5 separate regions of the Homo sapiens genome follow, and all the other regions are linked to region 1. Evidence: chromatin loops called from intact Hi-C (ENCODE). Cell type or tissue: endothelial cell of umbilical vein. All regions are shown on one strand.

Region 1 (5,000 bases):
TATTTGGCATCAGGAGGAATAAATGTCTCAGTAGCAGTGTTTTAAAAATTATATTTGAAATTCATCCAGGCTTCAGTCATATTGTAGTGGGAGAGTCATTCTATCTAGTCCATCATAATCCTAGCAGTAAATGGAATAGAATGTTTTTCTCTATATCCGCTGAAGGTTTTGACTTTGGAAGAAAAAAAAGGAAGTGAGATGTGAATAATAAACCATGGGTAACAGGGTTTGGTTTGGTTTAGTTTCTTAAACCATGATTATACCATGTTTATTTTTCTGAGGGCTAGAAAGATAGCAAAATACATGGAGAAAAGTTAACTGTAAAAGGGGCTAGAAGAGCTTGACACCTAAAGGTAAAAGAGAGAAAATGTTTCCTTATAGTTAATTACTTAAAATAAGTAGTATTTTCATAAAATAATAAGGTTCTTGAGAACAAGGACAGTATCTCTTTCATATTGCTTATTCATCAAAGAATAAGCACCTATGCACTTTTGGGGATCCAAAACTACTATGCTAAAATGATTGTCAAGGTCGTGTAGACTTATCCTGAGGTCACACAGCCACTGTAACAGATCATAGGAGTAGACTAAAGTCTCCTGACTCCAGGCCATGCTTGCGTATTATATCACACTACACCACTGAACTGAGTCAATATCAATTATTCAAGTATATGGCATTGCATACCACAAAGAAGGAGAAAAAATACTCTATTTGGATTCAATTGTTTTCTTCTTTACTGATTACTTCATACATAACCTGTTTGTTGAAAGAAGCACATTCTCTATGACTATACATCCTCAATTGTATGTTTAAAAAAATAATTCATACTGTAAGGACACAGTCATTGTGTATGTATACAGCTCAACTTCCTCAGTTGCTAAGGATGAATACTGCTCAGGATTAAACATGAAAAGCAGCTCTAGCTAGAGGCCAAGAAAGAGCTGATTTGTACATCAAAGTCATGGTGTCTAAGAGCTATAAATGGTAAATATGTGATGAAAGAGGTTAAGAGAAAAAAGAGAGGTGTACATGCATGAGGTGAGTCAGGCTGGGGTCTGAAATTCTAAAAGGTGGATATGTTTTGCTGATTTGGGGGTAGTTTTAAAGCAGTCAAGATTTGACTGCTATCTCTGGATTTATCCACCTCCCTTCAGAGTGGGCCTGAGTAGAACTGGATTGGAGTTTCTTTAGTGGTTTGTTTAGTGAAGGTTGTCACATGGTTGAAGGTTTGCTTGTAGCACTGTGGACTCCCATTTGGTCATCAGGTGTTGTACTTGTTTTTTCCAAGATAACCTATACAGCACCTCCTCACTTCCTCCAGTAACAGAGGTGAGCTATGGAGGCAGGGTATATTGGATAGATGCAGCTAGGCTGGGTACAGCAGGGAGCAGTGAAGGGCAAGTGTACATATGTGTCTGTGTGGGTGTGTGTGTGTGTGAAAAGCTAGAGATGAAAGTGACATAATGACAACTCTGGATACCCAAGAATGGGCACAGGACTCTGTCCCACAGCTCCCAGCTGTGATTTGTAGTACAGATCTGCTAGCAAGAGACTACAACCACCTTGCTACTTCAATAGCTTTCTCTGATGTGTGGGTTTGCAGTTAAGATCTTATAGCTCTATTTGACTATAGATGGATTCAGCAAGGAATGATAAAAGATGAGGTAGATACACAGAGAAAAGTAGTGGATGTGGGGAGACCAGTCAGGAGGTTACTGCAGTCAATAAGAAAGGATGGCAACCTGAATAGCAAAAGGGTTATAAGTACAATGAAAACAGATATTTTAAAATTATAAGAAAATACAACATAAAATTTTGGTGCCATAAACTTGAAAATCTAGATGAAATGGCTGATTATACAGAAAACACAAATTAACAAAATTGATTCAAGAAGAGATAAGAAACAGGAATAGACCAGCTAGCAGCAGAGGTCAGGGAAAAGGTGAGGTGGTGAACAGCATATGAAAAGATCTACCCTATAAAACATCTCTAAGCTTGAATGACTATGCAAAAAAAACCCTATCAGACATTCAGAGTGTAGATCATTTCCATGATATCCAAATTATGTCAAAGCATCAAAACCAGGAACTTTTGCAATTCATCTCACAAGGTTAGAATAACCTAGAATTACAATCTAACAGTCATTGAAAATTACAGACCAGGCTCTCAAATAAAAATAGATAAGAAATCCTGAATAAAACATGTAACAATTGAATCTAACAGTATATTTAGAAAATATACTGTGCCCAAGTAGGTTTTTATTTCAGAAATTAAAGAATAGCTAAATATTAAATATTCTATTGTGTAAATACTATATGGTGTAAATACTATTTATTTACATAATATAAAAGAATCAATTAATTAATTTAATTAATAGAATAGAAGATAAAGCAAGCAAAAGATAAAGAGTCAGTAATTAGAGAAGTTGGAGGCTAGAAGTAGCCAGTTTGGGGTCTGGTCAAAATACAGGGAAGATGATTATTCCAAGTAAAGAAGAGGGACAATGAGACAATTAAAGTACCACAAGATGTTAAGATCTCTAAGGAGATCTCAGTTGTCCAATAGACATTTGAGGTGGATGCTGAGTGTGGGCTTTTGGCCACAGACACCTCTGAGGAGGCAATCTGTCCATCACTCACTTGGTGACCATGGGCCATTTAATTCAAATCTCTGTGACCCTAAATTCTCACCTAAAAATATGAGGCTAATGTGATGTAGTATATCTTTCAGGGTTGTTGTGAGGACTAAACGAGATAATGAGAACTAAGTAGTTAGCACAGAACCTGGCACATAATAAATTATGGTAGCTGCTATCTTGATTATTAATGTATTTTTTTAAACTGAGACCGGATTGACAACCCCTTCATATGTGCTTTCTTCTCTGACCACCAGAGAGCAGACCAACATTACCCTTCCAGAACGAGCAAATACCTCAGGTTCCACAGCCTGAGAGTTCAGAATGTTTTCGGTAAGCTGCTCTTCTATAAATTTTGTCAGAAGAGCAAACTAACCTTTGTGAAAGGCATAGCAAAATGTCTGCTTTCTTCTTTATATTTTAGTTGAGAAAGGACTGGGATGTAAGTTAAATAGTCACTGAATATGAAATTACATGTAAATATCGAGATACACCATATCTGGCATTAGGAATCAAGATGATAACTTGATGTATTACTTTTCTTTTTGCTTTACATTGTAGGACACTTTTTGAAGTGCTATTATATAGATATAATAGGTATAAATATAATAGATGTAAATATTCCATTTTATCTTCACAATAACAGTGTGAACTACACAGGCCAGAGCACGTTGTTCCAATTTAACTGGTGTGAAAACTGAGGCTTATTAGAGTTTAGTGGCTCATCTAAAGACACACATATATTTGGTGTCACAATCTGAACTTCACCGGATCCGAAGACCACAGCACATACAGGAGTGCTCTTTTGGTTCTCTTTCCCTCCTTCTCTCCCTTCCTGTGTCCTTCCTGCCCTTCTTTTCTTGCTTCCCTCTTTATATTTTCTTTCCTTTCCCCTAGCTCCCCCCTACTTTTTCTTCACTTCCTTCTTCATTATGCAATATTCCACACATATATATGATCTAAATAAAATGAATGTGATTAACCCACCATTCAGCTAAGAAATATTACCAGTATCTCTGAAGCCCAACTGCACACCATACCCAACCTGTAACCTGGATTTTGTAATAATTTTCCTTTTCGTTCTAGTTGTATCATCTTATCACTTATGCATCCCTACAAATATATACATTATTTATTTGCATATTGTTGGACTTTATGTAAATGAAATCATTCTCTCTCTTTTTTTTTTTTTGCTCAAAATTATGTATCTGAGATTTATCCGTGTTGATGTGTATAGCTGTGGTTCATTCATTTTCACAGCTTACAGTACTCCATTTTATTCATCTGTTCTCTTACTACTGGGCTTTTGGGTGATTTTCAGTTTTGTGCTATCATAAACAAAGCTGTATATGACTCTTGCTGTACATATGCCAAACTTTCTCCAAGGTATTCACCTAGGAATGAAATTACTGGTTCATGAAGTGTACTTACCTACAACTTTACAGCTAATGCCGAATTGTTTTCCAAATTAGTTTTACCAATTCCTATGAGCTTATTACTTTGCATTCTCACCAACATGAAATTGTCAGAAATTTTAGCCAATTTCACACCTAATGCTCAGATTTTGGTTTTCAAACACCATTCTGCAATAAAAGGAACCAGCTTCCTTGGAGAAATAGCTGATTCCAGGGCTAGGGCAAGTAATAAACAAGATGATCTTGGAATATCTTGTAGTGCCAGAGAGTAAGAAAATGCTCCACGAAACAAAAACAAACAAAAACACAGCAGCCAATCACTAAGGAGCTCCTAATTGCCAAACCTGGAACAATCAGAGCAGCAAAATAAATACAGTGTACCCTAGAACAACATGGGTTTGAGCTGTGAGGGTCCACATACACATGGATTTCCTTCCACCTCTGCCACCCTGAGACAGCAAGACTAACACCTCCTCTTCCTCGTCCTCCTCAGCCTACTCAGTGTGAAGTCGACGATGATGAAGACCTTTATGATGATCCATTTCCACTTAATCAATAGTAAACATATTTTCTCTTCCTTATAATTTTCTTAATAACATTTTATTTTGTCTATTTTAAGAATACAGTATATCATACATATACAAAATATGTATTAATTGATAACGTTTTCTGGAAGGCTTCTGGCCAACAGTATGCTGGAAGTAGTTAAATTTTTTGGGAGCCAAAAGTTATAAGTGGATTTTTTTACTGCATGGGGGTCAGTGGCCCTAATTCCCATGGTATTCAAGAGTCAACAGTATAGTATTGGATTATAAACCATAAAATATAATAAGCTTCCATGAATTCATACTGATATAAATAAATAAATAGGGGAGATGGGACAGCTCTTCCTTGTGATAGAATTTGAATTAATAAATGTAAAATGAAAGAAAAACACAAAAAGTCTTCAC
Region 2 (5,000 bases), 120 kb after region 1:
TGGAGAATCACTTGGGGAGTTTTGAAAAATACTGACATCCGGCTCCACCTAGGAAATGTTAGTTTAATTAGACTGGGATGCAGCCTAGGCATTACTAGTTTTCTTAAAGCACACCAGGTAAGAAGCACTGGTCTAGGCCAACTGCCCTGAGGGTGGCTCCTGCCTTGCAAAGACTATGACTTTGCAAGGCAGAGATGCAGAGATGCAGAAATGCACACAGGACAACGGTGGGGCCTCTTCCCATTCTTGCTGCCCTTTCTCCTTCATGTTCTTTATTCTCCTGCCTTGTAGTGCTGGTCCTTGACTACAAATTGTCTTGTAGCTATTGTCTATAATTTAACGCTTCTGATACCCAGATGCCGGCTGATCCCTCCCTGGCCTGCTCTGACTCCAGAAATTTGTATTTCCTTCTGAGTATTTGCCCACTCTGTTGCAAACTCTGGCTTTGCAAGCTCCCCTAGCTGCATTGACTTGAAGCAGGCATCTGATTCAACCATCTCAGTTAGATTCTGACTTCCAGTCCCTTCTCTCTGGCAGGAGGCTGGGGACATCTCCACAGGCAGCCCTGACCATATTTGTTTAACACGTAACTTCTGTGGGATGAGATGAAGTCCCAGCCCATCCATCTAGATAGCCATCTTCTTGTCATAGGATGAAACCAGCCTGGGTTTGAATCCTGGGTGAGGAAGTCACAACAGAGTGAGAGAGAGAAAGCCTAGGTGACTAGGGGGTAGGTTCCTGTGCTGGGGCCTGAGATGTGGAAAGGAGAGACTTTATAAAGAGAAGGGAGAAGAGAAAATGATGAGTAAGACCATCTTCTTTAGGTAAACCTAAGTGTGTATTATAAATGTTAGCATTGGCCACTGTCGCTTATAAATTGCTGCTGTCATTTAAAAAATTCTGTATCATGTCTTCTTCATGACTTTTTAATACCACCCTTGTCTCAAGGTACAAGCACAGAAGTGTGAGTTGAAAAGAAAATGTCTATAAAATAATACATATGCTCTAATTTTCAACCAAATATGAAAGGTAAACCTAAAACCCACTGCTGATATCCATGTATAATCCCTTTTGGCTCCCAGAGGTACCTCTGTTAACAGATGTGTAGTCCCGGAAGGACTGCTTGACATACAAGAAAATACATGTATGATATTGCTTCATGTGTGTTTTATATAACTGGAATAATACCACATATATCATTAGGAAAATTACTTTTTTTCACTCAACAGTCTATAATGGAGATCTTTCATTTCACCACATATAGAGTTCATTCTACTCAACTACTAAACGCTAACTATGGACAAATAAGCTGTTTCCAATGTATACAATTACAAACAATTGTATAAATACAATGTATAGCTTATATGTGTGTGTGAAGGTTTCTTTAGAGACGATCAGGAAAAGTAAAATTGTTAGACAATAGGGTAGATGAATTTTTATTTTAAATAGGTATTGTCAAATTTATACCTCACCTAGTAAGGCAAGAGAATACCATTTTACATTACTCTACTCAACACTACTATATATTTTACTTTTTTTTTATTATTATTATTTTTAGATGGAGTCTCACTCTGTCACCCAGGCTGGAGTGCAGTGGCCCAATCTGGGCTCACTGTAATGTCTACTTCCCAGGTTCAAGCTATTCTCCTGCCTCAGACTTCTGAGTAGCTGGGATTACAGGCGCCCACTACCACTCTTGGTTAATTTTTGTATTTTTAGTAGAGACAGGGTTTCACCATGTTGGCCAGGCTGGTCTTGAACTCCTGACCTCAAGTGATCTGCCTGCCTCAGCCTCCCAAAGTGCTGGGATTACGGGCGTGAGCCACCATGCCCGGCCACATATTTCAAATGTTGCTTCTCTGGAATGGTATTTCTTTGTTTGCATTTAAGTATTTTTTTTCATTACTGGCGTGGTGAAAATATGCTTCATTATTGTTTCAATTTGCTTTTCATTGATTACAAGTAAGATTGAACATTTTTGTGTATGCCTACTATTATTTGGTTTTACTCCTCTATGAATCCACTTCCCATATTCTTTGCCCATTTTTCTATTGGGTGGCTTATCTTTCTTCTTATTGATATAGGAGTGATTTATAGATTATGGATTTCCTTCAGGGCACAATTCACATTGTAGTCTACTTGAATGGCTCCCCCCGGTGGTGTACAGTACACAGCCTGCACAGCCATAACTGGCAGTCAGCTTTTGTTTGTGATAAATATGTAAATATTTTATCCTTACTCTGTCTCTTGTCTTTACATTTTACTTGTGTTATTTTTCACAGTGTAGAAGTTGTTTTTCTAGTCATATTTATCATTCTTTTCCTTTGTGTTGTTTGCCTTCTGAGTCTTGTTTAAGATAATCTTTCCTACCCAAAGTAAAACATTTTCCTGTATTTCCTCTGATTCTTTTATAGTTTTACTTTTTATGCTCATATATTTAATCTATCTGGAAATGACTGGTGGATGATGTGAGATAGGGATCTAAACATTATCTTTGTCCAAATGGATAACCAATAATACCAACAAATTATTGAATAGACATCCAAAAGACATCCCTTAACTAAAATACTACCTCTACCACCATGCCCTGCTAATTTGTGTATTTTTAGTAAAGACAGGGTTTCACTATGTTGGCCAGACTCGTCTTGAACTCCTGACCTCAGGTGATCCACCCGCCACGGCCTCCCAAAGTGCTGGGATTACAGGTGAGAGGCAGAAGAATTGCTTGAACCTGGGAGGCGGAGGTTTCAGTGAGCCTAAATCGCACCATTGCATTCCAGCCTGGGGAACGAGAGTGAGACTTTGTCTCAAAAAAAAAAAAAAAAAAACTAAAAATTAAAAAAAACCTAAAACTAAAAAATTCAAAAATTAAATACTATCTCTATCATATGGCATTTTTTTCCTATATTTGTAGGTCCATTTTGAGGCTCTGAATTCTGTTCTTATGATTAAAATTATATTTGGAGAAATTATTCATTTAGCTACAGTAGTCATGGGTTATCATGATCTATTAGTGAGAGTTTGGGTTTAAATAAAAATCTACTCTATATTAAGTTTAATTCATAGTATATAACTTGATGTTATAATAAACTATGTATTATAAATTATATGGAGTTCTCACTTCTGACAGGAGGCTCAGTCTAAATAACCCTTTTGTTATCTTTTAAAGCTCCCACATTGAGGACCTGCATGATTCTTAGATCAGATCTTGGTGTCCAGTGAAGCAGCCAACTTGATTTTATTTCTTCCTGAATATTATTATGACTTGAAACTCATAACTTGATTCATAGTGTATTAATAAAATTAATTCATATATCTTTTAAGTAAACTGATAATTTAGAACAAGAGTTCAAAAATATAAATATGAGCTTTTCCATGGGCCCGTAGGAACCTTAAATGCCATCCAATAGCACAGTTTGACAAATAGTAGTCAGTGAATAAATATATGCAGAATGACTGAAAGTAGCGCTATGCGTAACTTGAAAACCGCCACTTACGCTCATTTTTCTAGGCACTTTACTGATTTGCTTCATTCAGAGTAGCTGTTTTGCTCTTGCTGTTTTAAGGCATATGGTATTAGAACTTGGCATGAATTGCTTTCTTTGCCAGAAAATTTTGAGTCAATTTAGTTTTTTTCTTGGGCTTTTTTTTTAAGCCTGAGACACTTAGTTGTTTAGTTATTGGCTATCAAATAAACCCCTGAAGCATAAACATTATTCTCCATATTGGCTTTCCATATGGTGCAACTGAATGAAAACTGCACTTACTTTACTCTTCCTTCTCTCTGGAGAGCACAGCCTACGTAGACTAGAATGTGAATGACGACCCCTGGAGTTGTGCAGTGCACAGTACTGTTCTCCTTCCACCTCCCACTTCCATTCTCTACGTTTCTCTATCCAAAAAGATCCTCCTGGCTCTGCCTATAGATAGATCCTACTATCTATCCTGTATGTTCGCTTGTTGATGCTTACAATTTGCAGGTCTGTGTTCCTTGAAGACCTCATTCCACAGACTGCAAACGTTACTCATGTAATTAGCCTGGAGACTTCTAGCAGTTTCCAGGCCTGAGTTCTTATCAGGGTTTGTCTTACAAGAGTTCAAATGGTCTCCTGTATGACTATTTTAAAAATATGGAGGCCAGGTGCAGTGGCTCATGCCTGTAATCCCAGCACTTTGGGAGGCCGAGGTGAGTGGTTCACGAGATCAGGAATTCAAGACCAGCCTGGCCAACATGGTGAAACCCTGTCTCTACTAAAAATACAAAAATTAGCCGGGCATGGTGGTGCGCGCCTGTGATCCCAGCTACTCGGGAGGCTGAGGCAGGAGAATTGCTTGAACCCGGGAGGCAGAGGTTGCAGTGAGCAGAGATCACACCACTGCACTCCAGCCTGGGCGACAAAGCTAGACTCCGTCTAAAAAAATAAAAATAAAAAAAAAAAGGAGTCCAGCAAAACTTTCAGAATGGCTCTACAGGAGGATGGCTTGCTTATCCACACAGGTATTATTGATTCTGCACAGGCATCTATTTGATGACAATGCAAGGCTCGTACCTTGAGTCAAACTTGTAACCAGCTGAGCACAGGGACTCTGTTCAGTATAGCAAACACAGTTTACGTGGGCCCACCCAGAAACTTTCTACAAGTACATTCCACATGCTGAGTGTGCGGGTGATGCTAGCTGATTCAGACTGTTGTGTGCAACTCTATGCTTCTTTCCTAAAGCCTGTGTGAGATGATGCAAAGCTAAAGTCAAAACTCCAAGACTTATGGATTGTTAGAACTGAAAACACTTTAGGGACTTTCTTGTTGAACCATCTCATTTTAGAACTGGGATGACTGCCTGTTGACTCTAGTATATTTCATTTATAAATATATAGGCACACACATTTATAACATATATAATCAACCATATTAATCATATTACTAGCAAATGAATGAAAAATTCATGTACATTTAAACTTTAAGTGAACTGGTCATTTGGGATATAAGCATGTGAAGTTA
Region 3 (5,000 bases), 320 kb after region 1:
TGGAGTGCAGTGGCACCATCTTGGCTCACTGCAACTTCCGCCTCCCAGGTTCAAGCGATTCTTCTGCCTCAGCCTCTCGAGTAGCTGGGACTACAGGTGCACGCCACCATGCCCAGCTAATTTTTGTATTTTTAGTAGAGACAGGGTTTCACCATATTGGCCAGGCTGGTCTCGAACTCCTCACCTCATGATCCGCCCACCTTGGTCTCCCAAAGTGCTGGGATTACACGCATGAGCCACCATGCCCGGCTCACTTAGTCTTTATGATGGTCTAGGTCCCAGTCATATTTCTGATACCTCCCAAATAAATTATTTGTACTTGAACCCTTGTCTCAAGGTCTGCTTCAGGGAAAATTTAAACTAAGCCACAGAGGGATTATACATTTAATATCTGATTATTTATGAAATACTTAATGCATGCTATGTCCTATGAGGGAAAGAACAAAGCAAGGTGGCTGCCCTGATGGCTCTAATGACTGCCTCAAAGAAACAATTCAAGAATTACAAAAGTGAGCAGAGCAAAATGAGTAGAGAAAGGCCTTGTGGAGTAGGCAAGCTTTATTTATAAACTCTGAAATTTGAATTTTATGTAATTTTATTGTGCTTTTCTAATGTCATGAAATATTATTCTTCTTTTGATTTTTTTTTAACCGTTTAACAGTGTGAAAACCATTCTCAAGGCCAGGTGCGGTGGCTCACACCTGTAATGCCAGCACGTTGGGAGGCTGAGGCAGGTGTATCACCTGAGGTCAGGAGTTTGAAACCAACCTGGCCAACATGGTGAAACCTCGTCTCTACTAAAAATACAAAAATTAGCCAGGCAAAGTGGCAGGTGCCTGTAATCCCTACTCAGGAGCCTGAGACAGGAGAATCACTTGAACCTGGGAGGCAGAGGTTAGCTGGGCGCAGTGGCGCATGCCTGTAATCCCAGCTACTTGAGAGGCTGAGGCAGAAGAACTGCTTGAACCTGGGAGGCAGCAACAAAAGCAAAACTCCGTCTCAAAAAAAAAAAAAGAAAAGAAAAAGAAAACCATGTTCTCTCTTTCTACCTTCTTTAAAATCCCACCCAAGCCTTCCTTGAACAGTCTTGGTAACATGAAGAAAATAGTAGTCATCTAGACTTCCAAATTCTACTGTGGTTTTTTTTTTTTGTTTTTTTTTTTCAGGAGAAACTACAACCTACCCTACCCTCCTCTAATTATTTCTTCTCTACCAAATTTCTCAACGTACCTATTTCTCTGGTCTTTCCCTCAGCCAGATGCTGGCTTCCCATTTCATCTAGTACCCCCAGGAAGCCATTTATCTACTCCCTCTGATGGAGAGGCATTTGTCTGCAATTGATTAAAGTAGATGTATAAAAAAGGTCTAGGTTATTTTAAATTTCTATGTAAGAGAGACACATATTCAGGGGCAGACAGTCTATGCTTCCCTCCATGTATGTGCCTTGAAGAACTTGCTGTGACTCTGATTTTCAAGCTCAATTTCATATTCTACAATGTAATTGGGATAGCTATTGATACCCTTGGCCCTGCAACTTTTATAAGTGGTCACAAGTTAGCATTGTAGAATACCAATGGGAGGAAAAATATTTGCTATTTGACATCAAAATACTACCAACTACTGTATTTTTAAAAAATATCTCATGATTTCTATTCCTTGTTTGGGAAAGTCTGTACCTAGTTTTTCATCATTAAATTATGTTAGCAGTGACTGATTTTCATATGCAATAAAGAATAGATTTTAAGTAAATTAAATTCAAAGATTTTTTAATTTCTATTGCCTTTATTGGTTGGGGCAGGGTGTGGAGTAACGAGAGCACCAATTTTCTAAAACGAATGGTGTGCTTTTATTCCAAGTTTTATCGAGACAATACTGCCACCTCTTGGTCTTCAGAAGAACCAATTTCCCTTGTTAAATTCCTTAAACAGAACATTTAATATACAAATTCAGTACAAATTGTTTAGAGCCACTAAGTTAGGATATTTTCTAGCAGGAGTGCATCAGTAAACGGACAGTGCATCCTGACAAAATGTGCGAAATGCAATGATGAAGTCAGGCTATGTTAGCTATGATAGAAGCAAAAGGAGGAGTAGGAATCTGAGAATCTCGGTGATTTGAATAAATGCCATGGCCAAGGTTAGAAAGATGATCCCTGAGTCATAAAGATGCTGCAGGTGGGACAAAGAACAGTTCTCACCTCCGCTATCCCCTTCTGCAGTGCCTCTATCCTCCCACCACACTGAATTTTTCTTTATCCCCAGTCTCACCACGCTGCGTGCCTTGTGGCTCTCCAAATCTTTGTACATGTGCTTGCTTTGCCAGAAATGCCCTTTCCTGGCTAAGCCATGCACTTCCTTCCTCACTTTCATAAACTCATTTCTGAAACCATGTAAACCAGAAACTACTAATCTCAGCTCAAATATCAACACTACTGAAAAGCCTTCTCCACCTCCCCCAGATAGTTACTTCTTATACACACAGCATTTTTTTCTTTAATATTGTACCTACTGTTAATTTTTAAATATTTTATTTTATATACTTTACTAGTCTTCCCTACTAAATTCTGTGTTCCTTAAAGAATAAGACCTTGTCAGTCAGGCACAGTGGTTCACACCTGTAATCCCAGCACTTTGGGAGTCCAAGGTGGGCGAATCATGAGGTCAAGAGATCGAGGCCATCCTGGCCAACATGGTGAAATCCCATCTCTACTGAAAATACAAAAATTAGCTGGGCATGGTGGCGCGCATCTGTAGTCCCAGCTACTCGACGCTGAGGCAGAAGAATCACTTGAACCCGGGAGGTGGAGATTGCAGTGAGCCGAGATTCCACCACTGCACTCCATCCTGGCAACAGAGTGAGACTCTGTCTCAAAAAAGAAAAAGAAAAAGACCTTGTCTATCTTAGCTTGCTTAGGTTGCCATAACAAAATACCATAGACTGGATGGATTAAACAATAGAAATGTATTTCTCACAGTCCTGGAGGCTGGAAGTCCAAAATCAAGGTGCAAGCAGATTCAGTTTCTGGTGAGAGCCCTCTTCATGGCTTGCAGATGGCTGCCTTCTTACTGTGTCTTCACATGGAGGAAAGAGAGCAAGTGAGCTCTCTAGTGTGTCTTCCTGTAGGGATAACAATCCTGTAGGATCAGGGTTCCACCGCTCTGATCTCATTTAACCTTAATTACTTCCTTAGAGGCCCCATTTCCAAGTACAATCACATTGGGGGTTAGGGCCTCAACACATGCATTTTAGGGGGACACAGTTCGATCAATAGCACTATTTTATTTATTAGTATTCAATTTTATATAGAAGGTACTGAGTATATTATTTATTGGCTAATTGTTTGGCTGACAGGCTGGCAGGGATAAAAATAGGATAGATGGATGGATAGATGGATGGATGGATGGACGGACGGACGGATGGGTAATATTTATTAAAAGTGCCAGTGCATTGCATAGTTCTAAACTGTTTCACCTTACTCACCTGGGAATTTTTTCTACAGAAATATACTTCTAAGTTTATAATTAAAATCAGAAAAATAAGAGTTACTTTACAGATGTTTTATATATCCCATAAAGTCAGCACTACTTATAGTACTTTTTTGCATAGTTTTTTAAGTAAGAGTTTGCTTTTGTCTTTGTAGGAAATCATCAGAAAGAATGAAATGCTCTTACTAGTATCTATAAAACTGTTATTCAACTGATATTAGAGAGGAAGCATGTTTTCAAAAAAAAAAAACTCTGTGGTATTTATTAATTGCTCATGAATCCCAGACCAGTCTGGGTCAGAAAGAACCCCTCACATCTTGGAGAATTGTGTGTATCCCCTCAAAATTCATATGTTGAAATCCTAATCTGCAATATGATGGTATTAGGAGGTGGGATCTTTGGAAGACAATTAGGTCATGAGGGTGGAGGCCCCCTTAATGGGATTAGTGCCCTTGTAAGAAGAGACACAGAACCTTATTTGCTCCCTCTCTATTCTGCACTATATGAGGACACAGCAGGAAGGTGGCCATCTGCAAACCATGAAGAGAGGTCTCACCAGACCCCAACCATGCTGGCAACCTAATCTTAGACTTCCCAGTCTCCGGAACTGTGAGAAATGTTTGTTGTTTTAAGGCACCCAGTCTATGGTAATTTCTCACATTAACCAAGACTCACTGAGACAAGGGGCCACTCAAACATACTAGCCTAGGGCAACTAAAATCCAGTAGATTTCTTGACTGTCCTGAACAGGGAAGAAAATGGAACTTTTCAGCGTGCATGTGCTTTGGCACATGCAGTCATAAGCAAAGAAGGTATTTGCTCATGGTATTGATAGGTGATGGGTGGTAGAGGATATTTCTAGCCTGGAGTTGGGTGTGGCATGGATTCAACAAATATTTGCTTATTGCTAACATCTAAATTTAAGTGTTACAGTTTCAGTAAAATATAATGTTTGATTTAGCAGCTTCAGTTGTAGCAAAAAAGTTCCTAGCTTTAAAAAAAAAAGAACTCATCAAAGACTACTAACTGCTGATTTTTTCTATGTCCAACCCTGTTTCTCTGGGCTCATTTCCTCATTTCACACTTGGGCTAAGAGGGGCTTCATGGGAAGCCTCAGCCATTACAGATGAGCTGTGCCCCATCCTCATTCTACCTGTATCCCGCCTTTTACGTTCCAAGGCTAATTAAGTTCAGCAATAGGCTTGATCATTGACCCTTGTCAAGTTAGGAAATCAGGTTAAGCAATAAGGGACTAGTTCACATTTCCTAGTTATTCAATCCTGTTACATACCAAATACATAGTTAAAACATTATGGGAAAATTTTGTTACTCGAATAGCATGGTATGTCTCTAGTAAATACATCCTAAAGGGTAACAGTGTGTGTTTTTGAAAAAATTATTTGTTTGTTGTTGTTGCATTTTGTTTGTTTGTTTTGAGACAGATGCTCACTCTGTCACCCAGGCTGGAGTGCAGTGGCACAATCTTGGCTCACTGCAATCTCTCCCTCCCAGGTT
Region 4 (5,000 bases), 310 kb after region 1:
TGAAAAGATTAAAAAGGACAAAGAACCCAAAGAAGAAGTTAAGAGCTTCATGGATCGAAAGAAGGGATTTACAGAAGTTAAGTCGCAGAATGGAGAATTCATGACCCACAAACTTAAACATACTGAGAATACTTTCAGGTAAGAAGTAGCAACTAGTTAATAGAAACTGTGTTCACATGCAAAGAAAAAAAAAAAAAAGTCAGTCTTCCCATCCTGTGCTTCCAGACAGAAACGTGCTAAGCAGGCAGCATGCTTTTGTTGTGAGGTCATTAGCCATTGTCTTAGAGATACTCAGTCAGCAGGTCCAGTTCTTATATCACTAACAGAAGACCAGCAGTCATCGCTCAGACAGGGCTTAGTCTGCTTTTCCCATTATTTTGAAAGGCAGATCATGCTTGGCATCCATGTTTTTGTTCACTGACCTTTTGTGAGATTAGTGTATTAGAAAACATTATAACTGGGATTCATGTCATTCAATGATTCTCTATATGGTCTGACCACCTTCCTAAGAGACCTTTCTCAGTACCATTTTCAAGAATGCATTTTCTAAAGGTTGTAAATAAATATTGCATAAGACTAAGATTGTTTTGTGGCGAAATACTTGGGAAACACTGGATTAAGCTAAATTCCTCAGATTTCTTTACCACATGACTTTGAGAGCCCTTCATGTTCATTTTCATTGGAAGTCTCTAAGAGGGAGTGAGAGGTATGGACCTACTGCTCTATTTTATACAGTTTGGAAAAACTCTCTTGTATAGCTTGAGCTTTCCCCTCAACATAATCCCTTACCCCATCAAACTGAAAATCTGGGCAACTGATTATCAGACAGACGAGACCAGTATATTCAGGTAAATCCTCATTTCTAAATACAGTCGAATCCTGAGAGCTCTCTACCAATTTTGTAGAAGAACTTGAGGTGCAGACACTGGGCTGGCTACGTGATTCCTGTGCTCCTTCCCCACAAAACACTCTCTCCAACCACTGGGGCCAAATTCCAACCTCTGTTTTGTCACTGGTTGCTGTGCCAGATGTGCCGGAGAGGAGTCTTGGGTCCCTGCAATGTGGATTTCCCCGGGCTTGTTCCTTGGCTGCAGGCTTGCCTAGTGACCCTGTTTTTCTGAACACTTCAAATAAGAAAGTCATCAAGCAGGTTTGAGGGAGAAATCTGACATGCTCCTCACACCAAAGCCTTTGTAATATTCAAAAGCAGGCGGAGCTACTAGGGATGGATATTTCAGTCTCATCCAAGAGGCTAAGATGGATAAATACGGTTGCCCCAAAACAATTTTTTTGTACGTAAATTTAAGCAGAAACCTATTCATATTTATCCAAAGGAGAACCTAAAGCTCACAGAAGAAAAGGTGTACATAAAAGATCTAAATAAAATGATGAAGGTGTAAGAAAGGTAGAATCTATAGATATTACTTGGGATTGCCAAGAGAATAGATGTGAAAATTAAGTTTATTGAACATTCATAGAAAATCTACAAAGCGAGTTGATTCAGGTTGGTAAGTTGAGTCTAAAACTTGCTGAAGTGTCTGTAGTTTAATGTTTTAAAGCCCTAGAATAGTGTTAGGTTCATGAAAAGTGTTCAATGAATATTACCTAATATTACTATTTTTTAATAGTTTAAAAGATGTCTTGTAAACATAAGGTTCTTTTAAGGTATAAGTTTTTTGTTAAGAGAAATAACGTTTAAGAAAATCTGTCAGTAGAAAAAAGTCTGTTTAACAATTAGCAAACTTGCCAACAAGCTTCAAAGCTCAAATTAATAATTAACATGCCTATTGTGTAGAAATCCAAAAAGCTGGGTAATTCGAAGAAAGGAATAGTCACAAGAGATGGTGACAAGTTAAGTGCTAAGAACACTTACGTGTGACTCTGGCCTTAATTTTTCTATTTTGGGCAGGAAAAAAAAATACAGGAACAAGCTGCTACCATATTATTTATTTTTGTTTAGCCACCAACGTATGTGAGTTTTAGTTTCAATTAGAAGTTCACGCTGATTGAAGTAGAGAAGTATAGTTTTGCTCCATATACATATAAAATGAGGAGAGAGGAAGAGAGTATCCGCCTAGCCTCTATTTAGGTAAGTTTAGTACCTACCAGCTTCACTGAAAACAAGCTGTGTTCTTAATGGTCAAAGGCCTGATACTCATCTTGACTTACACCTAAGGAAGCCAAGGACGGGGGTAGGGTGGTGGGGGTGGGGTGCGGGGAGAAAGAACTTTATGGAACGATTTCCACATTAAGTGGCACCCTAATGCTGAGGTCATGCACATAGGCAGAGGTGGTGTGAACAAAACTTTTGCTCCTGTTTTGAGCATAGCTGCTTATGTGTGATTTAATTACTGTTCCCTTTGATATCTGCATTTTCTTGTAACTCGTTTTCTCTAAAACATGACATAAAAATCTCAATTCAATGAGCAAGATATAGCGATGCAAATTATACCAAGGGTTTTATAGAAAGTGCAAAATGGTTTTTTGATTTTTTATTTTTGAAGGTAGAAATTAAAAGATTTTTTCCGATTATAGAAAAAAATACTCATTATAAAAACGCTCAGAAAATAGAAGAATAAAAATAAGCACCCACCACCCAAAGATAACTAGCAGTAACACTTTTTCCAGATATTTATCTATGTATATAATATTCAAGATAAATGCACACACGTGTGTATATTTATATGTAGTATATACGTGTGTGAGTATACTTATAATTTTACATTGATTCTTGCACTGTGCATAAGAATGTGTCATAGCTTGCTTTCTATGCCAATAAATATAAGCCTATAATTAATGATATTAGATTCTACTGGATGGATGTATTAGGACTTATTTAGCCAGTCCCTAATGACGGACATTTTGATTGTCCAAAATGAAGACTGAGTGACACCTAGTGGAATCCATAGATGTTTCTATAGGCATGTGTTTTGCCGGTCCAGTTCCTGTACAGTAATATGATGAACACAAAGAGAGAGCAAACTCATTTTTGGAAGGAAAGACCCTAAATTGACTGAGAGAGGAGTCACAGGCCTGTGAACCTAGAAGACCCTGAAAGAGCCTTTGACAGCAAGGTTTTGAGGGACCCTTTAACCTTGTTTGAGTTCAAAATAAAAGTTTACCTGTAACTGGCATGAGCCTAGACCAATAGTTCTAAATTTTTTAACCTAAGCCCTTAGTAAGAAATAAATTTTACATAATGACCCAGTACACACCTGTATATATTTTTATAACTGAAACAAGTGTGTCAAGAAATGGTACTTTGTTTTGCTCTATGCAGTGCACTCTGATATTTTCTGTTTTTTTTTTTTTTAAATGTTGATTACAATCTACTAAATTGATTTTCTGGTCTGCAGCTTGAAAATTATTGTTCTGGAGGACACAGGATATTCAGAACTACTTCAGTGTTTAAAAAGCATGATATATAATATACATATATATATTATAAAATCAATATTGCACAGTGTATTTCTTGAGCCCATTTCTTGTTTTATTCTTCCTCTTGTTTCACAGCTAGAAACACTGTACCATTCTTTACATGTAGTAAATGATGTTAGGGTGTGATAATTCCTTTGTTCCTTAGACAAAAGTGTCAGGAATAGGATATCTACGTTGACATCTAGTTAAGAATGACCTTACTACTTGCTAATAAGTATTTAAATGGCAAAGCTGTATCTCTGTCTCTTAAAGACTACTTATAACAAGGGCTTCAAGCCTAAATTAAGCCACTAAATTCTGCTTAGTGAAGTCCCAGGCAAATCCAACTTAGGTGAACTCTGTGTTAGTGAAAACTCTGCATTCTACTGAAGTTCTACTTTGAGTATCGACATGTTTTAAAATTATCAGTGTTCTAACTGTATCATACAGTAAATTTATTAAAGAAACTCAGGGGTCACAGTAGGTGCTAATGATATGTCTTCATCTTTTTATAGTTGTGTAAAATACTAAAAATACCAGTTCCAAAATAAAATTTTACCATAAGGACTCTTGGGATAGCATTCTGTCTGAAGTCTTAATATGTTCCCAATTCTGCAATGAAATCCCTGTGTATCCTCCTTAATCACAAAAGAAAATTCAACATAATTTCAATTTTAGTTCTTACTTACATAAAAACGTACCCATTTCTTCCTGTTTTATAAGCTGTTCTACCTGATGAAGCTTCTGCTTCATCTCAGGCACGGAAGGTAGCTAGACCTAGACTGTAGAAACTCTAGAGACAGAGGTAGGAAACGCTTCTCTCAGACTCTATCCTGAAGGTTTGAGGTAAGAGGTGGAGAGATGGAATAACATGTTCTATTTCAGTTTATTCATTGTTTCATAACAAAACGTATTTAATTTCAGGTATAATTATAGTTACAAGAAGAGTACAACTAATAGATAAGCATTAGAATCTGATCATGGCTCGACTGCTTTCTAGCTTCCAAAAGTTTGAGTATATTATTCTCTGTCTTACCTGTGGTTTCCTTGTTTGTAAGATGGGGATAATAAACCTAACCTGACATCTTCCCAGTTATTGTGACTGTTAAATGAAGTAGTGGATATGAAAAGGGTTTAGAGAGCATAAAGAATGACATGTAAGTAATAACCTTAACCACATCATACCAAGCTAATTTCATAATTTTAAGTCTGTATAAGGAGTATTCCAGTTGTATTGGGGTCAAAGAGCATAGAAAATTCACAAATTGAAGCCATAGGTTAATGCAGTCATTAAGGACTTTCCTGGAGCAGCTCTGTAAGAATAGACATAAATCACTGTGTTTAGCTCTTAATCAAGAGGCAATGGGTAATTTCGTCTGCCAGAGATCAGCTGCTAGAGTCAAGCTCAAGGCACAGTTGTGGACAGATGGATTTACTTCAATGCCTACCCTTAGTTACAGCCACTTTTTCCCATTCCCAGCGCCTGAACCTTTCTGTCTTCCCTCCTGATCCATTACTCCAGGCAGACCCAAGTTAACCAGTAACTTACGGGAAAGGACTAGTAAGGCCACTACAAGACTTTT
Region 5 (5,000 bases), 69 kb after region 1:
TTGTGCCCCCAAACTGACACATAAAATCAACCATCACATGTACAGGCACTGTATTAAGCACTAGGGTGTAAAGATAAATATGACCCTGTCCTTAATCTTGAGGAGTTGATGATCAAATGGAGAAGGAAAGGCAGAAAGGAATCATTTTGGTAAATTCCATATTGAGGTATAGATGCAAAGCTGACAAAGGAGTTTGGCCTTGGGCCAGTATGAGAAGGCTACACTTTATTAGGTGCAATTTGAGCTGGCTCCTGAAGGCTGAGAAGAGGCTCGCCCCAAGGAAAGGCGTTCCAGTGATGGAGAAGCAAAAGGATTTGCACTACGTGGGCAACCGTGAATGGCTGGATGCGCTCATGTAAATAGGCAAGTTTTCTGAATAACCCAGCTGATTTCAAATCACGTTTAGCCATTCCTTGTTACAACATTCCTTCAAAAGAGTCATTTAGCTCAACAAACTCATTGTGGTCCTCTTTTAGACAGAAAGCTTCTCTTTCTCAGAAATGTAGCTGAGTGATGGTATTTTCCTTATAAGAAGAGACGTAGATCAGCTCACTGTCATTGTATCTGAACTCGGGGCTCTCCAGAAAGCAACAATTCCTTTTAATTCCTCTCTTACCTCTTTTCATGCCTCAAATCCCACACACATACCTCAAATCCAAAATAATTCAACCATAGCCTTGTGCATTGATGTCACAGGGCTTTCCTCTACTGAGAGGTTGAGCACAAAATCTCTTTAATTCTCCACTCCTTTCAGACTATGAAATGATGTCTGTTGGTGAATTGTTTATACATTCCAACAAAACAAGCCAACAAAAAAAAACTGAATGTAGTTGGCTCTTTTTTTCTCTCTGTGGATTTCAGAAAATTCCATTATGTTGCCAATTAGGCTTCCAAAATGGATGAACAATCTAAAAAAAAAAATCTAGACAGCAACATTATGTAGAGGAACAAGCACTATACTAGGAATCAGAAAAATGAGTTTTTCTTTTTACTTGTTTAAAACCCATTTATGCCTAGTGTTCCATTACTGGAACGCTGAGCACGTGGGAGTTATTTATATCCTACTGCTTAGGGTCATCACCAAGGTCTGATTGCAAAAATTCAAAAATTGCAATCTCGGGTATAAATGGGTTAAATGTTCTCTTATTTTAACCCTTATCTAAGCTGTGTGACCTTAGGAAAGAACATGGCCTCTCTGAGCTTGGATCCTCATCCATGTGGACTCACACTCTCCCAGGTCCTCCCAGTTCCCTGATCATGTTCCTTTCTTTTTTTGCATTTTGTTTTGTTTTGTTTTGTTTTGTTTTGAAATGGAGTCTCGCTCTGTTGCCCAGGCTAGAGTGCAATGGCATGATCTCGGCTCACTGCACCCTCCGCCTCCTGGGTTCAAGCTATTCTCATGTCTCAGCCTCCCAAGTAGCTGGGATTACAGGTGCCCACCACTGCGCCCGGCTAATTTTTGTATTTTTAGTAGAGACGGGTTTTCACCATGTTGGTCAGGTTGGTCTCGAACTCCCGACCTCAGGTGATCCGCCCGCCTCGGCCTCCCAAAGTGCTGGGATTACAGGCGTGAGCCACTGCACCCGGCCTCATGTTCCTTTCTTTCCCCCACTTATTTATAAACTTACATTCTTGAATAGAACATCTTTATTCTTTTGCTTTTCCAGTATGTTAAGGCAGTAAAAAATATTTTTGGAAAATACTTAACTTCATGATTTGCCATATACATTATTTTTTACCTAATCCAGGACTGAAAATAGTTAATTTTTGTAGTTGACCATTCATGTGATGTTCTTTCTTTCCATCTGAAGGTAATGTGGAGGCGACATTAACATAACGAAAGCATGGAAGAAGTAGAAACGTCAGTCTTTAATACTGAGCTTCATAACTCTTCCTTCATATACATCATTGCCAAATCAATGTCGGCATTTCAAATTGCTTTGGGATAGCACACCAGCTTGAGAGGAGTTGAGGTGAAGCCTCTCCTTTTGGTCTTCCTGTTGAATAACTACACTGAAATTCACCAACATAGTCAGTGGTGGGCTTTAGGCCACTGAATTAAACCAAGCTCACTGGCCCCATCTAGGGATCAAAAGCATTTAGCCCATGTTCTAACCATTGAATTAGACATCAAAGGTCCAAAGTTCTGAGACTGGCTTAGAATAACCCTTTACCTCCAGGCGGCATAACCTCCAGAACATTCCTGGAGGATGAACTTTTGGCTTTCACCAGCCTGACTGTTAAGCCAGCCACCATGGAAGATGAAATGTCTCACCAGAAATCACTCCCAGGTGGCAGTTCGTGCCTGTTTCCTCTCACATGGCCATCATGGGACGTCATTCTGGAAATCATTCTGCAGCTGTATGAAACCAGGGCCAAAACCCATTCCCCTACCCTGGAAGCAAGGGAAATATGGATATGGGAGAAATGAAATTTACTGACTATTGGTGATGAGGTGCTGTTGTCAAGGGTAAGAACTGGGCAAAAACTTTAAGAGGCTGAACACCTTTTGTTTTATCAAGAAAACTGTGAAAAACCCAAGGCAAAACAAGCAAGAAGCAAAATGGCCAATAGTTTGTCTCCAGCCAGGCCTCTATAAAGACCAGGAGGAGCAGCCTCCCAGGAGTCAGGGAGATAGATAGGCTATCTTCTTGTCTAGTCACTGTGAGATGACAAGGTCACAGGGTCACTCAGCTTTGTTTGTAGAATCCTGAGCCCCCTAAATCCAGTCTTGGATAGGAGGAGTGGGGAAGAAGCTTTATGGAAGGAGGAGTCTTATCAAGATTCTGGGGGACCCGCAAGTGGCTCTGGGCCTGGGAACAGCCACTCTGCCATATTTGCTAAATACCTGTCACCAGCAGAATCCTGCTCTAGATGCTGAGAGGAGCTACAAGGGCTATGAAAGTTCTCTCCATCATGGAGTTTGAGGTATGAATCGACCCAAAACCAGTCTGTAAAAATGCATGTGATCATGCATTTACTGTCCCCCTCAGCTGCATAGAAAGCTACACTAAAGCTACCCCTGCCACTCAAGGGTGGGACACACCTGCAACTTCAGAGTTGGAAAGCACCCACAGTAATCCCGTTGAACAATCCTCTCCCCGATTTACAGAAGAAACAATACCCATGCAGTTGGGAAGAGGCAGCATGGGAAGAAGAACTCCAGGCTGCTGGAGCCCATGAGAGGTCCGGTCCCGCCCAGGCTGCCTGACTCTTCTTGTGAGTTAGGAGAAGGGAGTGAGAGAGGCCAGAATCCGACCATGTGAGCTTTAATCCCCTTTGTGATATAGTCTGTGCTTACAAATGGTTAAGACAGTGTGTGGCTTTGCCTCTTTTTCTGCCCACATGCTGACAATTTTGTTGAACAAAATTACAAGAATAGCACAAGGATAACCTTTCCCCTGCCCTCTGCATGGGTCTTCCCGACATTGTTATGCTCGCCTGTCTTGTGCTATTAGATCAGCTTTCTTATTGCATCTATGCATTGTGGAACATTCTGGCTACAAGCCTGCGTGCTGGAGCCAGACTGCCTGGGTTCAAATCCCACCACTACCTCTGCTGGCTGTGACGTTTGGCAAGTTCCTTAACCTCTGTCTTCAGTTTTCTTGCCTGAACAGTAAGGAAGGGGATCAGATCCTCTCAAAGGTGCTGCTCAGCCCTGACATGATTGTGCTTTTATTTATTTAAAAAACATAAAAATGATGACTGTGCCTATTACAGGAAGGAATGGAACAGAAGGAGCAGGCAGTGGTGAGAGAAAGATGGATCAAAGAGCCTTTCCCTTCAGCTATAAACCAGCTTCTCTTGTTTCTCTTTGCCTTGCTTTTAAGGTATCTCTGACTACAGAGGAAGAAGAACACGGGAACTTTGAGTTGTTATTATTGAGGAAGACAGGATGATCAGGAATTTGACCAGGAAGCCCAGGTCACATCTAACATCAGTGAGGCAGTGACTGGTTAAAGGCTTGATGAGAACTGGCTGTCTGGCCCCAGGCTGCCAGGAATAGCGGGGGTCAATGACCTATAAAACCTTAGGCTGTATCAGCTTGGGTGGACTAAGTGATTACCATGTCTCCCTAGAAGCTAGTCTGGAAGCCATCCGCAGGGGAATTTGAACTAATGAACCAGGGCCACTGGGGATGGGACCCAGGAATCTGGATTTTAACCAGCATCTCAGCTGACTCTTAGGCTTCAGGTTTAGAACCACTGATGTGGTCCATTCTTCTCACCGACAAAACAAGGACCAGCTCTTTCTTTTTTCTCTGCTTCTTTTCAGACAGAAGGTGTTCGGGGTAGAGAAGCAGAGTTTGATCTCAGTGCTGCTTCTTCTTCTAAGCCACCGTGTTCAGAGAGCTAAGCATAAGGCAGAATGGAGGTGAGAAATCGCTCAGAAATTCTCAAAGCCCAGGCAAAGGGAGATTTGATTTCCTTTTGCATGCTTCCCCGAAGTATGTTAATTCTGGCGTAAACATGGTCTGAGGCATTACTAGGGTGAGGAGAAAGGCGTGCTGAGAAAGGAGGCCCTTACTCTCATAGGCCTTTCGTTGCAGGTCACAGGATGTCACTGATGGGTTGTTCTGAAAGCATTTGCCCCCTGCCACCCCCACCAAGCAGAGTCCTACCCGCTTACGAAAGCAGTTTCTTTGAGGTCAAAGGCTGAGAACAAACTGCAAATAAAAGCATCAGTCTCCTTTGCAGCTGACTCACTTAGGTCACCCCAGGGAGCAGCCAAACCACTGTATAAGGGAGGGACAGCTCAATTTGAGGCATGTATAAATTAGGAAATGTGTAGTACTAATGGATAATTAATAGGTTGTTTTATTTGCAGAGCCGATAGACAAATTTGGCATTCCGTGTGTTCAGACCTTTAAATATTTATAACCAAGAGCCTACAGGAGTACTGTTTCTGTAGAGACTTTTCTGATAGAGTATTGTGAATTTCAAAGTGCCCTTGGCTAAGCCTTTCTGCGATTTCATTCCACTTTTTTTTTTTTCTGCATA

Evidence for each region. A loop is a pair of places that touch in the nucleus more often than their neighbours do. Peaks named below come from ENCODE experiments on the same cell type or tissue, not always from the same donor. Only the 100,000 strongest peaks of a DNase experiment are listed, where the experiment ranks them.
Region 2: a loop joins it to region 1, with 10 times the contacts of the local background. A loop is called at or near these places in 25 of 110 quality-filtered maps.
Region 3: a loop joins it to region 1, with 11 times the contacts of the local background. A loop is called at or near these places in 36 of 110 quality-filtered maps.
Region 4: a loop joins it to region 1, with 12 times the contacts of the local background. A loop is called at or near these places in 37 of 110 quality-filtered maps.
Region 5: it touches region 1 in a loop (18-fold over the local background); 24 of 110 quality-filtered maps call a loop at or near these places.

The regions. Positions count from the first base shown.
Region 1 is chr7:134,630,251-134,635,250 of GRCh38, forward strand. All of the region lies in intron 1 of LOC124901750 (a long non-coding RNA gene), which reads right to left. Among named protein-coding and RNA genes, the nearest start is that of BPGM, 14 kb to the right of the region's middle. In endothelial cell of umbilical vein, a CTCF peak has its summit at 2,856 (motif pointing right); DNase peaks (open chromatin) are centred at 781 and 2,911; H3K27ac peaks cover 2,257 bases.
Region 2 is chr7:134,753,464-134,758,463 of GRCh38, forward strand. All of the region lies in intron 1 of LOC124901750 (a long non-coding RNA gene), which reads right to left. It also overlaps a transcript of CALD1 not described here. Among named protein-coding and RNA genes, the nearest start is that of CALD1, 24 kb to the right of the region's middle. In endothelial cell of umbilical vein, a CTCF peak has its summit at 2,195 (motif pointing left); a DNase peak (open chromatin) is centred at 2,138.
Region 3 is chr7:134,952,518-134,957,517 of GRCh38, forward strand. All of the region lies in intron 9 of CALD1 (caldesmon 1), which reads left to right. Among named protein-coding and RNA genes, the nearest start is that of AGBL3, 31 kb to the right of the region's middle. In endothelial cell of umbilical vein, CTCF peaks have their summits at 1,885 (motif pointing left) and 2,100; no DNase peak of the experiment used is centred here.
Region 4 is chr7:134,941,100-134,946,099 of GRCh38, forward strand. It overlaps CALD1 (caldesmon 1), which reads left to right. Exons shown (of 15, transcript NM_033138.4): 7 at 1-138. Among named protein-coding and RNA genes, the nearest start is that of AGBL3, 43 kb to the right of the region's middle. In endothelial cell of umbilical vein, a CTCF peak has its summit at 2,942 (motif pointing left); DNase peaks (open chromatin) are centred at 272 and 2,882; H3K27ac peaks cover 1,124 bases.
Region 5 is chr7:134,699,378-134,704,377 of GRCh38, forward strand. The region is part of intron 1 of LOC124901750 (a long non-coding RNA gene); the gene reads right to left. Among named protein-coding and RNA genes, the nearest start is that of BPGM, 55 kb to the left of the region's middle. RefSeq lists silencers at 3,520-3,814, 4,385-4,595. In endothelial cell of umbilical vein, a CTCF peak has its summit at 2,087; DNase peaks (open chromatin) are centred at 2,104 and 3,414.